Linked DNA regions of Homo sapiens: region 2 is linked to region 1. The links are chromatin loops, found by intact Hi-C in ENCODE. Cell type or tissue: GM12878. All regions are shown on one strand. Each heading gives the region's core, and the rest is flanking DNA. Links, peaks and the distances in the headings are about the cores only.

Region 1 (2,917 bases), core at 197-2,696:
TGGTAGTGGTTATTTTTTAAGGATCAAATGTGGTTTTATTATTTTTGAAGTTTTATGACCTATTCAGTTCTTTGTGTTCACTTCTAAAAAATTTTTGAGGCCTTAACTCTGACATTTTCTAAATTTCTTAAATGTATTGCATTTCATTTATGTCCTCCATCTGACATTTGAAGGTGACATATTTCCCTTTTTTTTTTTTTTTTTTTTTTTTTTTTTTTTTTTTTGAGACAGTGTCTCGCTCTGTCACCCAGGCTGGAGTGCAGTGGCGCGATCTCGGCTCACTGTAAGCGCCGCCTCCCGGGTTCACGCCGTTCTCCTGCCTCAGCCTCTCCGAGTAGCTGGGACTACAGGTGCCCGCCACCACGCCTGGCTAATTTTTTGTATTTTTAGTAGAGACAGGGTTTCACCGTGGTGTCAATCTCCTGACCTTGTGATCCGCCCGCCTTGGCCTCCCAAAGTGCTGGGATTACAAGCGTGAGCCACCGCGCCTGACCTTGAAGGTGACATATTTTCTAGAAAAAAATACTGATTTTTTTTAAATGAAGACTGAGGGGCTGTAAAGAACAGGGATTTCAGGGGTCTTATAAAGGGATTTCAGGGGTCTTATCATAAAATGGTTGAATATACATTATTTTCTGTTGAGACAGAACAAATGGGGTATCAGTAAGTATAATTAGGGAATCCCTTTCCCACCTGTTTGTATAATACAGTATTTTATCTATTAAAGGAATTTGAAAAGAAAGGAAGAGAACTATGGACTTAATGGTTATATGAGTCTTTAAGTGTTTATTGGCCTGGGATGTGTGTGAGAGAGTGAGTGTATTGGGGGATAGGCTTTAAGTACAAGAGAGGTTTATGAAATTGTTCAGATTGAGTGTTATCAAAGATAAGAAGACATACAAGTGCTTGTTTTTCAGATTATTGACAATTATTAATTAGTAAACATTAAAAGCCACAAAGAATTAGATGGTATTCATTTTAAAACAATGTAAGGCTGGCATAAATTTTAATAAAGTATGTACATTTAATAGGTGCATGTAATGCAAGTAGATTATAACTAATTTTGTTTGGGAAATACAAAAAGCGAGTTCAGAAACTACTTTTGCTTTAACATAGCTATTATTAGTATTGTTTCTTATGCATTAATGCATTTTTATAAAGTGTTAATGTTTAGAGCCTAATGCTTTCTGTGTCAGTCATTCCCAATATCATGCAGAAGAAATCAGAGTTCGGTGAGAATCTGAGAATATGTTTCCCATGCCATCTCAGGGTATAACTCCACCAGGGAATGCTCCGACTGTCACTTCAATGAGCAGCATCAACAACACAGTTGCAACACCTGCCAGTTATCACACGAAGGATGACCCCAGGGGACTCAGTGTGTTGAAACAGGAGAAACAGAAGGTTTGTTATAGGGAGTTAACAGACTTAGGAGTCTACTAGTGTCAATGGTTAAGTTAATGTAGATACCTAGCAGATAAGTGGTATTGTGAGTATGTTGTATGAAGTAGATAGAATTGAACTATGCCTAAAATTACAATAAAACTACAAAGCACTTAAAAATCATGCATACAAACTATTCTGTTCTAAAAAACTTCTGAACTTAACTAAAATCTATATAGTGAGCAGGACAGTATAAGTGTGAACATTATGAAGTTGCTGTAATTTTTTTCTTTGAGATTTGGGGAATATACTCTTTTTTTTTTTTTTTTTTTTTTTTTTTTGAGATGGAGTCTCGCTCTGTCACCCAGGCTGGAGTGCATGGCACAATTTCAGCTCACTGCAACCTCTGCCTCCCCGGTTCAAGGGATTCTCCCACCTCAGCCTCCTGAGTAGCTGGGAGTACAGGCACGTGCCACCATGCCTGGCTAATTTTTGTATTTTTTTGGTAGAGATGGGGTTTCACCATGTTGGCCAGGCTGGTCTCATTAAACTCCGACCTCAGGTGATCCACCTGCCTTGGCCTCCCAAAGTCCTGGGATTATAGGCGTGAGCCACCACATGTGGCAACCCCACAGTTTTAACAGATTGTTTATACTTTGATTTGGTTTTGCAGATGATATGCATACTAAGGCTTTAAAAAATTATCTAAATGTTTAATAATTTTTTGTTTTTGTGATTGGGAATTATTTACTTCTGGGAGTCATGATCCTAAAGAAACAGTAAATTGGCTGTTTAGAGTGGGAAAAAAAAACTTCAGGTAACTTTGTTACTTAAATCCTGTCTCTTAATTCATAGGTTAAGACCTTAATTTTGCCTCTCTCGGTTTATGACAGTACTCTTGACTTTAGCCTTTTAACTCCCTTTATGTGCGTTTTTATCCATCACTCCTGTTAGTTGTAAGAATGTAGGCCCACGTTTATGTCTTTTATCTCCTTTGTTCTTCCCAAGGCTTCTTTGCAAACTTTTTCTTGTATTTCCAATTCCTAGTTCCCTCTTTTTCTAATTAACCCCCAGTAAAAATACTTGGGATATTAGAACTGAAATTCTGATGGTTAAAAAAGAATACAGAAGTACAGTCATGCATCTGTTAAGGATGGGGATATATATTGAGAAATGTGTTGTTAGGTGATGTGTTGTATAAACATCATAGAGTGTACTTACAAAAACCTATATATGGTATTGCCTTTTGCTCCTAGGCTACAGACTTGTATAGCCTGTGGCTGTACTACAATGGTAAGTATTTGTGTATCGAAACAATCTACACTGAGCTTATTCAACCTGCAGCCTGCGGCCCACACGTGGCCCATGATGGCTTTGAATCCGGCCCACCTCAAATTCGTAAACTTTCTTAAAACACTATGAGTTTTTTTTTGTGTGATTTTTTTTTTTTAATAGCTCATTAGTTAGTGTTAGTGTTAGTGTATTTTATGTGTGGCCCAAGACAATTTTTCTTCCAGTGAGGCCCAGGGAAGCC
Region 2 (2,917 bases), core at 143-2,642, 75 kb before region 1:
TTCTGTTCCTTTTTCTTTTATTGGGAGGCAATGCAGTGTGCAGATTAAGACATCTGGAGTCAGACCACTCATGTCTGACTCCCAGCTCTGTAATCTGCTGGCAGTGAGACCGTTGGCAGATTGGTCCCTCTAAGCCTCAGTTTCCTCATATGCAAAATGCAGGTAGTAATTCATATGCACACACATACACACTTCTAGAATCCAAAAGCTTTGTAAACAGATTTTTTTTTTCCTGAGTTTGACATGGACTCATTTGGCAGCAGGACCAAACCTGAACTGACGTGATGCTCTTTATAATAGTTATTTATCCAACCAGGAGTGAGTATTTGTATATCTAGCTGCAGAAATACTACTGTGTTTCATGATAGGATCCTCCCGCTGACTGCTGGAATGTTCTGTGATAGATATACTATGTTACTTTGTAAAATCCAAAGTTCTGAGTTCTGAAAACATCTGCCCCCAGAGTATAAAGTATTGTCAGCGTGTGGTATTTACCCTCAGGTGTGTCCTGAGGACCGAGTGAGAGGGTGTGTGTGATGAGGCTTTCACACGGGGAGCCCCAGGCAGCTCTTGGGAATGCTATTCACATGGAAGGTGACACACTCATGGTGCCTCCCAAGTGGAGCCATGGGGTTTATGCTACAGAAGAATTGTTATGGCCCTGGCACCAAGCAAGCGCTCAAAAACAGTAACAGCCAACATGAATACAGGGGCTTGCTATGTGCCAGACACAGTTCTAGGGGCTTTACATCATATTATCTCTTTTTATCTTTACAACAGCCTTTATGAGGCAGACACTATTATCTCCACTTTACAAGTGAGGAAACCCAGACACAGAAGGTTAAGTAAATTACCCAAGACTTTCTGATCAAGAGAGACAAAAGTCAAAGATCAGCTACTACTGTTTTCTCCTTTCTTTCCTCTCATTATAAGTGCTGCACATAATAAAAGAATGAAGAAAAGGAGATCCATGATTAATGAAAATTTCCCAGGAGCTACTTTCAAACTGTATCTCATTTTATCCGCAAAACAAATCTGAGATAGATGTGAAATTGTTCTCCTTTTACAGAAGGAGCATGGAGAGCTTAAGGGACATAAGGAGGGCAAGTGCATTCATGCGGAGGTCCGTCCTATGTCCTATTCCAAAACCCATTGTTGCATCTCAAGAGGAAGTTTTGACAGGGGAGTTAAGGGTTAACCAGCTCAGGCTGGAAATGCTGAATCACCCAATTAAAGGAGACTTGCTGCTTTGATGGGAAGGTCTGATCCAAAACTGCTGGGGTGACTCTCCTTGACCCTACCGTTTGGGCAGCTTCATTTATCTTTTCTGTGTCCCTGACCTTGATGTTGAAACCATTACTCAACCCTCAGTGAAGTTCTTAACCGGCTTTTTTGAAATGACTCATGCATCAAGGTCCAGCCATCTTGACTTTGTAGGGCCCGATGCCCTGAATTAGCTTCTGAGAACCCAGTGCCCAAACTGGTGTCCCCAGGTGGGCCTGGCAGACCATAGGTGGCAGCTTTCTCGGTTCTCCTTCACTTCACTTCTCTCTGGATGTGTGCGTGCTTTTTCTCTCATTGCTAAGGCACGCCCCAAGCTTTTTGCTTATTTGTTTTTATTTTCATCTTAAAATCACCCATGCACTGTTTTACCCCTCCCATCAACCTACCTATATGCATAAATCTTCTCTAGTTTTGATCAGCTGTCTTTTTTTCCTCCTCCAAGCCACCCTCTCTTCCCTTCTCACTAAAGAAATTCTTAAATGAGAATCATGATGTACTCACTTGATCATCTAGTCACTGCTCGCCTGAATTCAGTCCCTCCCCCAGCTCTGCACTTTCAAAGCCTATCCCCTCTTTCCACTCTCCACTCTCAGAGGGCAGGTGAAGCTGTGGGCCCCTCTCTCCCTCCTGGACCCTCCTTCTCCAGCCCAGAAGCTGGTTCTGTGGTTTCTGCACTTCTTTTACTGCCCTTTTCATTTTCCTTTGCTGGCTCTTCTTAGAGCTTAAATGCAGGTACTTCCTGCAAACGTGTGTTCCTATTTCTCCTCAGTACACCTTCCTTCTGATTTCATCCAACTTTATGGCTTCAACTATTGCCTCTGGGTGTCTGGCTTCTACACTGTTGTCTAGCCTGACTGCTTTCCAGAGATCAGAGCTTGATTTCCAGCTGCGGAATGGGTGTACTGAAGTCCCCTCTTGCATGCAAATAGTGTTGCACCTTGTTAACAATGCCATTCCTGCGCTGCATTCATTCTCTCAGAGGCTCAGGCTTCAAATTTGAGAGCCAGTTTCAGCTCCTTTCAAGCACTGACCAAACCATGGAAATTCTATTTCTGAGTTTCTCAAACCTTTTTTCCTTCTTTCCACTGTCCTAGCATAGGCTTTTGATATGTTCTATCTTGATTATAGTGATAGTTTCTCAGTAGATCTCTTTGATTGTTATCTTTGGCTCTCAGAGCTAGCATAGAATATGCTAGCAGTGAGTGATGTAGGTACACAGCAAATCGTATCATTTCCTGAAAACTTTCTGTGAGTCTCTTATTGCAAATTAAGTAAAATTGCAACTCTGTAACCTGTGGTGAAATGCCCCTTTCATTTAGCCCAGCCTCCATCCTGGCCCCATCGCTGCCCAGGGTCCCTGCTCCTGCCCACATCACACCCTGGTTGCTTTCTCCTAACTGGAAGGCCATCCATCTTTGCTCCTCTCTGCCTGGCAATATACCACCCTGCGTCGGAGGCTGGGAAGCAATTTTAGGAGGCTTTCCTGGATCTCCCCAGGAGGAATCAGAGTCACCATAGAATTGGGGGCAGCAGGTTAGCCTATAAGTTAGGGTCAAATCGTGTTCACCAGAGACAGTGCATTTTTTGCACTAAACATCATGAGTCTAGTATTAAAATGTCATTTTTCTTCTCT

What was found. A loop is a pair of places that touch in the nucleus more often than their neighbours do. Peaks named below come from ENCODE experiments on the same cell type or tissue, not always from the same donor. Only the 100,000 strongest peaks of a DNase experiment are listed, where the experiment ranks them.
Region 2: it touches region 1 in a loop (5-fold over the local background); 3 of 110 quality-filtered maps call a loop at or near these places.

The regions. Positions count from the first base shown.
Region 1 is chr18:9,943,655-9,946,571 of GRCh38, forward strand. The region is part of intron 4 of VAPA (VAMP associated protein A); the gene reads left to right. Among named protein-coding and RNA genes, the nearest start is that of VAPA, 31 kb to the left of the region's middle. In GM12878, for the core only: no CTCF peak of the experiment used is centred there; no DNase peak of the experiment used is centred there.
Region 2 is chr18:9,868,716-9,871,632 of GRCh38, forward strand. No RefSeq gene overlaps it. Among named protein-coding and RNA genes, the nearest start is that of TXNDC2, 16 kb to the right of the region's middle. RefSeq lists a cis regulatory region at 1,003-1,605 and an enhancer at 1,312-1,471. In GM12878, for the core only: no CTCF peak of the experiment used is centred there; a DNase peak (open chromatin) is centred at 1,406.